2 separate regions of the Homo sapiens genome follow, and region 2 is linked to region 1. A link is an interaction called in ENCODE POLR2A ChIA-PET data of the cell type or tissue named here. Cell type or tissue: Panc1. All regions are shown on one strand. Each heading gives the region's core, and the rest is flanking DNA. Links, peaks and the distances in the headings are about the cores only. Region 1 has its middle 8.9 kb from the start of ALOX5AP. Region 2 has its middle 26 kb from the start of LINC00545.

Evidence for each region. Peaks named below come from ENCODE experiments on the same cell type or tissue, not always from the same donor. Only the 100,000 strongest peaks of a DNase experiment are listed, where the experiment ranks them.
Region 2: POLR2A ChIA-PET joins it to region 1 with 6 read pairs; 3 of 35 experiments call an interaction of 5 or more read pairs at or near these places.

What each region holds. Positions count from the first base shown.
Region 1 is chr13:30,724,472-30,728,865 of GRCh38, reverse strand. It overlaps a transcript of ALOX5AP not described here. Among named protein-coding and RNA genes, the nearest start is that of ALOX5AP, 8.9 kb to the left of the region's middle. In Panc1, for the core only: no CTCF peak of the experiment used is centred there; no DNase peak of the experiment used is centred there; H3K27ac peaks cover 253 bases.
Region 2 is chr13:30,854,440-30,858,833 of GRCh38, reverse strand. No RefSeq gene overlaps it. Among named protein-coding and RNA genes, the nearest start is that of LINC00545, 26 kb to the left of the region's middle. In Panc1, for the core only: no CTCF peak of the experiment used is centred there; no DNase peak of the experiment used is centred there; H3K27ac peaks cover 789 bases.

The DNA of each region.
Region 1 (4,394 bases), core at 111-4,110:
GTTTGTTTGTTTTTTAGAGACCAGCTTTCTCACTCTGTCACCCAGGCTAGAGTGCAGTGGCGTGATCATAGCTCACTATAACTTCAAAGATCTGGGCTCAGGTGAATCTCCCACCTCAGCCTCCTGAGTAGCTGGGACTACAGACACACACCACCACACGCTGCTAATATTTTTTATTTTGTACAGACAGGGTATCACTGTTACCCAGGCTGTTTGAACTCCTGGCCTCAAGCAATTCCCCCAAGTTGGCAGTTTCTTAAAAGCTAAACATACACTTACCATATGTCCTAGAAATTTCATTCAGGTATTTCATCATTAGAAATGAAAATACATATTCTGTATCAGTCAGGGATTGACCAGAGATGCAGAACCACTAGAAGATATTTTATATTTTTAAATATATATACACAGACATTTTTAAGGGATTTATTATAGGGATTAGACCTTATGCAATTATGGAGGTTGATTAAACAGTCTGAGTGTATTTTTGTTTTCTGGAGTTGCCATAACAAAGTAGCACAAACTGAGTGGCTTAAAACAACAGAAGTGTATTGTTTTACAGTTTTGGGGAATAAAAGTCCAAAATCAAGGTGTCAGCAGGGCTATGCTCCCTGTAAAATCACTAAGGGAGGATTCCTTCTTGCTTTTTCCTGACTTCTGGTTATAATCCTTGGCTGGCAGCTGCCACTGCCTCCATCAGCATATGGTGTTCTCCCTTGGCGTTTCTGTCTTCCTGTGGCTGTCATAGAAGGACATTAGTTGTATTGAATTAGGAGCCCATCCTGAGCCAGTATGCCCTCATCTTAATTAATTATATTTGCAATGATGCTATTCCCAGATGAGGTTACATTCTGAAGTCCTGGCAGGTAGGGCCTCAACCTACCTTTTGGGGAGATACAATTCAACCCTTAACAGTGAGGTTGCTGTTTCTGTGGCTGGTGCTGAATCCTAAAATCTAAAGGGCAGACTGTCAGGAGGGAAAGAAAGGCATGAAGTGTGGGAAGCAAGGACAACCCAAAACCCGCAAGACTGAGCTGACACTGAAATTTGCAAGAAACCACAGGTTGGGCTAGAACCCGTAACTATCACTCACCAACATGAAGCCCCAACTTCAACACTGGGGCTTTCTGCAGGAGAATCTGATGCCCTCATCACGGAGCAGTCAGAGAAACCGAAGGAGTTTCCAGCAGAAGCTGGAACAGCTGTGAACTCACCCACTGACCTAAGCCAACCAGATGATGGACAGATTCCCAACAATGTGAGACAGAGCCACATGCCCTCCCCGACCTGCTTAGTGTAAAAAGATGCTGCTCCTTCACTCCCACCTTCCTCATCTCATGTGAAATGTCTCCAGTGGCCCACACTAATCCAGAGGTACATAGGAAAAGTGAATTTGGGGAAACATGGCTCCAGCGTAGGCCCACTGACACAATACACATCTACCAGGGCTTACCTGGTGTTAGCTTAACATCCATTCGCACCTCTTAACCATGCTAAAGTTGCCTCCCAAAAAGACCGTGGTGACTGTGCACAGTGGCTCACACCTGTAATCCTAGCACTTTGGGAGGTCAAAGCAGGTGGGTCACTTGAGGCCAGGAGTTCAAGACCAGCCTGGCCAACATGGAGAAACACCTTCTCTACTAAAAATACAAAAATTAACCTGGCGCACCTATAATCCCAGCTACTCTGGAGGCTGAGGCTGGAGAATCACTTGAACCCGGGAGGCAGAGGTTGTAGTGAGCCAAGATCGCACCACTGCACTGCAGCCTGGGCCACAGAGTGAGACCTTGGAAAAAAAAAAAAAAGGCAAAATCATGCTTCTGCCTAACAATGAAACTTTCTCTCATCCAACAGAAAATGCACTAACCCTCTTCTCTTTATTCATCTTTGAGTGATATTCATTCTGCTTGTAACTAAGTCGCATTCCCTTTTTGATATCTTGTGACTTAATACTGAGATATAAAGTTAACTACCATTAACACATATTATGTTGTATAGTAGAGAAATTAAGTAGAGGAATAGGAAAAAACTGGTCAGCTGGGTATGGTGGTGCATGCCTGTAGTCCCAGCTACTCGGAGGACTAAATGGTAGAATCAGTTGAGCCCAGGAGTTCAAGACCAGCCTGGGCAACATGGCGAGAGCTCATCTCAAAAAATAATAATAAATAAATAAACTGGTTAATATATGCACAAATACATTTATATCAAGATAAAGAAGACATATTCAACACTATTACCTTCCTCATTTCTCAAATTGGTTGTGTGGTTTTTGACTTACATTTATAACTACCTTCCACTACTCATTCTATATTCCCCTTGGAATTCCCCATGTTCATGAATAGGAATTCCAAGGGGAACACAGATGGAATATAGATGGACATAGATGGACATAGATAAAATATTCTCCTTGGAATATGCCCTCCTCAGTGAGTCCAAGTTCCTTGCCTGGTGACTCAAATCTTCATTCCTGAAGGGCCTGGACCATGATCAGTCCTCTGTGTACTAGGTTGGTGTCACTTTCTATTGACATTAATCACAGACACATAGAGTACATACTCCTCACCCTCATTGTGAAGTGGCAGTCCAATTTCTCCTTGGTAATTAGGATCAGTCACCCTAGGTGAGAAAGGAACCCCCTTCCTTGCTTGTGTATTCACTGGCACGAGGAGATGGCAAACTCAGCTGTCAGTTTAGTGGAACCACCATTGTATTCCCTGATGGAAGCATTCCCCCCACAGGAGCTAAGATTTCTGCAATAGCAGAGCCCAAAGTTACAGGAATGGGAAGGAAAAATTACTACCCGAACACCAGGGTGATAGTGAGAAAAGCCACTCCCATTTTGACCCCATGATTCTTGGACCCATGAATCCTGACAATGGGAGAAATAGCATCATATATTGGTCACTGACTTAAAGCATCCTGCAGGACATAACCCCAGGCCAGCAGGGTGTTGCTACCCAGCTGGTGCTGTAACTGAGCCTTTAAAATCCATTCCACTGTTCTAATCTGGCCACCTGCTTCACTGTGAGGCCAGTGAAGCCCATGATCAGAAGCTCATATCTGTACTTCCTTTGCTGTAAGATTACTTCCTTGGTCAGAAGCAATGGTGGTTGAAATTTTATAACAAATAAAATTAAGCCCATGGATGGTAGGTTTGGCAGAGCATTGTAGTAGTCAGGGAAGGCACATCCATATCCAGAGTAAATGTCTATTCCAGGGAAGACAAAGCACTGCCCCTTCCATGATGGAAATGGTCCAATGTAATCAACCTTCCACCAGTTGGTTTTCTAGCCCAGGGAATGGTGCCATATTGGCGTAGATTTCTATCTTGGCAGGCTGAGCACTCAGCAATGGCTGGAGCCAAATTGGCCTTGATGAGTGGAAATTCATGTTGCTGTGTCCATACATAGCCCTGCCCCCATGGCCATGATATATGTAAGCCCACTGGGCAACAGTGGCTGGGGAAAGAGACTAGCTGATGCTGTCAGAATGAATCATCTTATTCAGCTGATTTTAAAATCCTCTTCTGTTGTGGCTGCTCTTTGGTTAACATTCATATGGGATACATATTCTCATGTTTTGTGTGTGTTCAGAGGTATCCATATGCCTCTTCCCCAGGACTCCTTGTCACCAGTTTTCTAATCATGTCTCTTGGAAGTCCCTGACCATCAGACTAAACGATTAACCACTCTCTGTGATTTTGTGTAGATCTGTAACTCACGGACATCTTCTCTTCTAGGTAAAATGAACACCCACTTGTATTGCTCCAAGTTCTGCTCACTGAGGGGGTTTTCCTTTGGCACTGTCCTTCACGGGCACCCCAGAGTGGAGATGTAGTGCCTCAGCTAGCCACTTTGGGTAGTACCAGCACTATAAACTATGCTCCAATTTGTTTTTTCCTCCATCAAGTGGTCATAGGAAACTCCCCATGAAGCCACAGATGCAGACTGAGGGGAAGCAGTCAACTTGGCAACAGTACTGGCCAGGCCAAGCGCCTGTACTACTTGCTCTTGCAACTTATTTGTGTCTGCAGGACCTACTTGGGCCCAATCTCATATTCCATTTGATGATGGAACACTGCTGTGTGCACCCAACTTTCTGCCTTGGATCAAATGACTCTTGTTCACAATGGAAACTCAGGTCAAAAGACAACACGGTGGCCCATGGTGATGCATTCTGTGTTTATTATTGATAGTAGCTAGAAGATGTTTCTCAAAAGGCGAATAGTTATCTTTGGGGAATGACACAGCTTTGCTCCAAATCATTAGGTGCTATGCTGGGGTTCACCTATAAAGGCACTCCAAAGGCTCCAAACAGCCTCCTTTTCCATCACAGCCACTTTAAGCACCATCATGTCAGTTGTGTCTTAAGGCCTAAGTGGCAGAGTTGTGTCT
Region 2 (4,394 bases), core at 101-4,100, 130 kb before region 1:
TCTTGCTGGCCCTCTCTTGCTCTCCCACTTGCTCACTCTCATGAAGGTCGGCTACTGCGCTGTGAGCCACTCTGGGGAGAGTCTCGCATGCCAAGGAACTGGGGACAGCCTCCAGCCAACAGCTAGCGAGGGCCTGAGGCCCTCAGTCCAACAGCCTAGGAGGAACCCAATCCTGCCAATAGCCACATGCATGAGCTCAGAAACAGATCCGCCCCAGAAGAACCTTCAGATAAGATCACAGCTCCTCAAGTTCAGTCTGTGAGATACCCTGAACCAAACAGGTTGCAGCTAACTCCTAAGCAGATAAGCTGAGCCATCAGTGCTGGCTCAGTCTGGGGAATGGACCTAAAGGTAAGACCCAGCTAAGCCACACTCAGATGGCTTCCCCTACAGAAACTGTAAGATATTATTTGTTGTTTTAAGCCACTGAGTTTAGGAATAATTTGTTACACAGCAGTAAATCAGTAATACTATATTTAACTGCCTACTTAGCTTGGATGCCTAAAGAACATCTCATACTTAACACTGCTAAACCAAATCTTGATTTCCTGTCCTAAGAATTGAGGGAACAGAACACACCAAAGATAAAGAAACATAGACTAAGTAGAACCACTGTGCTCACAGACAGTGCCGAGGGAAATGCAAGGGCTCAGGAGACAGACCTAGCTGAGAAATCTGAGAAGGAATCAGCATGCATGGGGAAGTCAGGAACAACAACGGGCCCATGGACGCCAGGGTGATACCCCAACTCAGGGGGAAGCTCAGGCAACCCTCCTGTTGCTTGTCTGACTACATTACATGGGTTGGTTGAAGTGGTAAACTGTGAGGCTACCTGCACGACACTGCTCCCCAGACACACAGCCTCGGCTCAGCAAGGAAGGACATTGCCATCATGACAAAAAGCTGCAGAAACTCAACATCAGGTGCATGTCATCTCAACCTTAGAAAACCACCTAAAACTCAGTCATGCTGCTTAAACGCTTTTTTGATGAGAATCTGACCGAGCACTGACAGCGTTAAGGAATGCTTTCAGCTTCCTGCCTATGTGGGCAAGTTTGGAATTTTATTCTGACTCTCCCTCAATAAAAGGGGCAAAATTAGAGCTCATCCCCAACATACCTTTGTTCCAGGCAGACATCGGGGGAGAATCTCCAATCTGAAAATTTAGAGATAGGCTCCTTTTGTATGTTTTGTGTTTTTGTAACACCCTATATGAAGACTGTGTGCAAAATAAATTATGTTCTTTCACACATGTGTGCTCATTTGCGCTTCATACAAACTGTGAAATAAATAGAAAACATGCCCTTATGGCCATTTTAAGTGGAAACTGAGGCTCAGCAAAGTGAGTGACTTGCCTAAGATCACTGGCTGGTGTGTTCTGGAACGCACATGAATCAGGCTTCCTGATGTTCAAGCATACAGAACTCACTTGTTCCTTCACAGTGGAGATCGCTGCTCAACCTTTAGCTACATCCACTCCCGATTCATCCACTTGTCTGGAGAACAGGACCATAACCATAGCTGCATTCACCAAGCCACTGAGGAACCTCGAGAGAAAAAACCCTGCAGGAGAAGAGGAAGCCAGATGGGTCCTGCATGGCTCTGTGGTCAGAGGCAGGCGAGCTCCTCCACATGGCCTGGCAGTGGACAGCAGGTTTGTCCCCAGGCCAGCATCTCAGTGGACTGATTGTTTAGCCAAACCCTCTCAGAGATGTGAGCACACAAAGAAGGGATCCTGGTGCCCCATGCAGGGTGTAAGACAAGAGGGTGGTGAGGAACTTCTCTGGTTTCAGGCACATCAGGAGTTCAAGGGTCTCAGGTGTGGTGCTGGAGATTGGCGGAGGTGGGGGTGGCATCAGTGTGAGGCTGTGGGACTCAAAGACACCGCAGCAGTGCCTGGAGGCCAGCTGTGGGCCCCATATACTCACCACCCAGACACGATGAAGCCCTTTGCCTAGCTGGGATACTCACCTTGTGGTTTGCAGATTTTTACAAGAGTGGATGGATTCCATGAGAGGAAACAAGCAAAGGTGCTGAGTTTTGGGTCTAGTTTGGTGCCCAGTGAAAGGGAGGCAGCACCCACAAGAAGGGAGAGAAGGAGGGAGCCGAGAGTGAAGCTTCCAGGGCTTTGCACAAATGCAGCAAGGACTTTAGACCTTGAAGCTGTAGAAGCAGAGGTTCGAGGCAATCCTATCTCAAAAATCCAGGGATGTCACTGATGACCGATTACCCTGATAATGAAATGAAGGCCTGGAAGGTTTCAGGACTTGTCTAGATCATCCAATCCCAAGCCAGGATTCTTTTTATTTCTATCATGATTTTACATGTTACACCAGATCACTCAGCTCAGTGAGAATTCCCCAGCTGTTTCAGGGTGACAGCCTGACATTCACGTGATAAACATCTGGCTCTCCCCAGCCCTTTCTAGCCCAGCTCAATTTATCCTAAATGCCAGTTTCTGCCTGTCCTGCGGATGTCTACTGAATCTAAAGGAATGCTCATTTCCTAAAGGTTTGCTCCTGTTACACGTGAAATGACAGGTCTTTGCAAATTCATCTCTAGCTTATTGATTCTGACAGCATGCTCCAAGGGGCATGGTGTGAGCGTGGACTTCCTGTGAGGAGACCACCCAGGAGTGACGGTGATGTTCTCAAGCTGTGTCTTCCTGGCCAGCACAAGAAGGCACTGGGCACTTCGCTGATAACAGGCAGCAGGCTGTCCATTCATTCATTGGCAGCTAATCCTGCAGCTGAGATCCAAGCTCTAGATTTGTAATGACTTCAGGTCATGGGGCTATTGGCCTCTTTTAAGAACCTTTGAAAAAATGTAGGATGGAGACAAAGTTCAAATCAACCTGCAAAGTGGAAATGTCACAGCAGCCATTCATGCCTTCCTTCTGCACAGTTTGATGAAGTAGACTATGTGGCTAGCTCTGAGCTGCATGCTTGGAATCTGCTGGTGAGCAAGATTACACATGGTCTGTCTTCTAGACTGAAATGCAGGAGGCAGACCAGGCAACTCTTACACTGAAGCACCCAGCAGCCATGCAGCACCGTGGCCCAGGTACTCACAGAGAGGCAGGCAGCCCAGGCAGCCAGAATGCACACACGATTAGCTTGGGTGAGAAAAGCCGAGGGTGCCAGCACAGCAGCAGGCCAGCAATGGGTTGTTAGTGATGTCAAGGTTGTGAAGAAGCTGGTTCTCTGAGAACTGTACTTCAAGAATTTTACTTGTACATCAACCCAGACTCCTGGGAACTTTTCTGCAGATGACGGCAGAGGTGACATGTATTTGAGCACTCATTTCTCCACAACGCCCTGGCTGGGCTTCTTGGATTTCAGCTATCCTCATGAGTCCATGTATTGTGACATTAAAAAGTACAGATCTTAGAAACTGGCATAGCCCTACCTTTTACTAGCTGTGTGATTGTGAACAAGTCTCCTAACATCTCTGAGGCTCAAATTCCTCAATTGCAAAATGAAAATAATTATAGGATTGTTAGAAGATATATCAGTCAGGGTTCTCCAAAAAAAACAGAGCCAATAGGAGGAGTGTGTGTGTGTGTGTGTGTGTGTGTGTGTGTGTGTGTCTTTTATATATAAGAAATTGGTTTTAAGGAATTGGCTCACAAGATTATGGGGCCTAAGGCCAGGTGCGGTGGTTCACGTCTGTGATCCCAGCACTTTGGGAGGCCAAGGCCGGCGGATCACCTGAGGTCAGAAGTTCGAGACCAGCCTGACCACCATGGTGAAACCACATCTCTGCCAAAAATACAAAATTAGCCGGGCGTGGTGGCGCATGCCTGTAATCCCAGCTACTTGGGAGACTGAGGCAGGAATATTGCTTGAACCTGGGAGGCGGAGGTTGCAGTGAGCCTGGGCAACGAGAGCAAAACTCTGTCTAAAAAAAAAAAAAGAAAGGAAAAAAGATTATGGGGCCTAGCAAGACTGCAGTCTATAGGGCAGGCCTGCAGGCTGGACACTCAGGCAGGAGTTGATACTGCAGCCTTGAGGGAGAATTTCTTCTCCTATGAGAAACGTTGGGTTTTGCTCATAAGGCCTTTCACTTGATGGCTGAGGCCCACCCTTTTAATCCCCCTTACTTAAAATCAACTGATGGTAGATGTTAACCACATCTACAAACCACATTTCCACAGCAACACCTAGATAATATTTGACTCCATAACTGGGTGGTAATACTCTAGCCAAGTGGACACGTCAAACTGACCATTGCAGAAGGATGGTCGACGCATCTCCCTTTTGGGAGAGGCATTTAGATAAGCAAAACACTCAGCTCAGTCCTTGTCATAGCGAGTGCTCAATACATTGAAGCGATTTTTATTTTTAAGGTATTCAAAACTATTTGAGGGCCAGATGAGGTGGCGCCTGTAATCC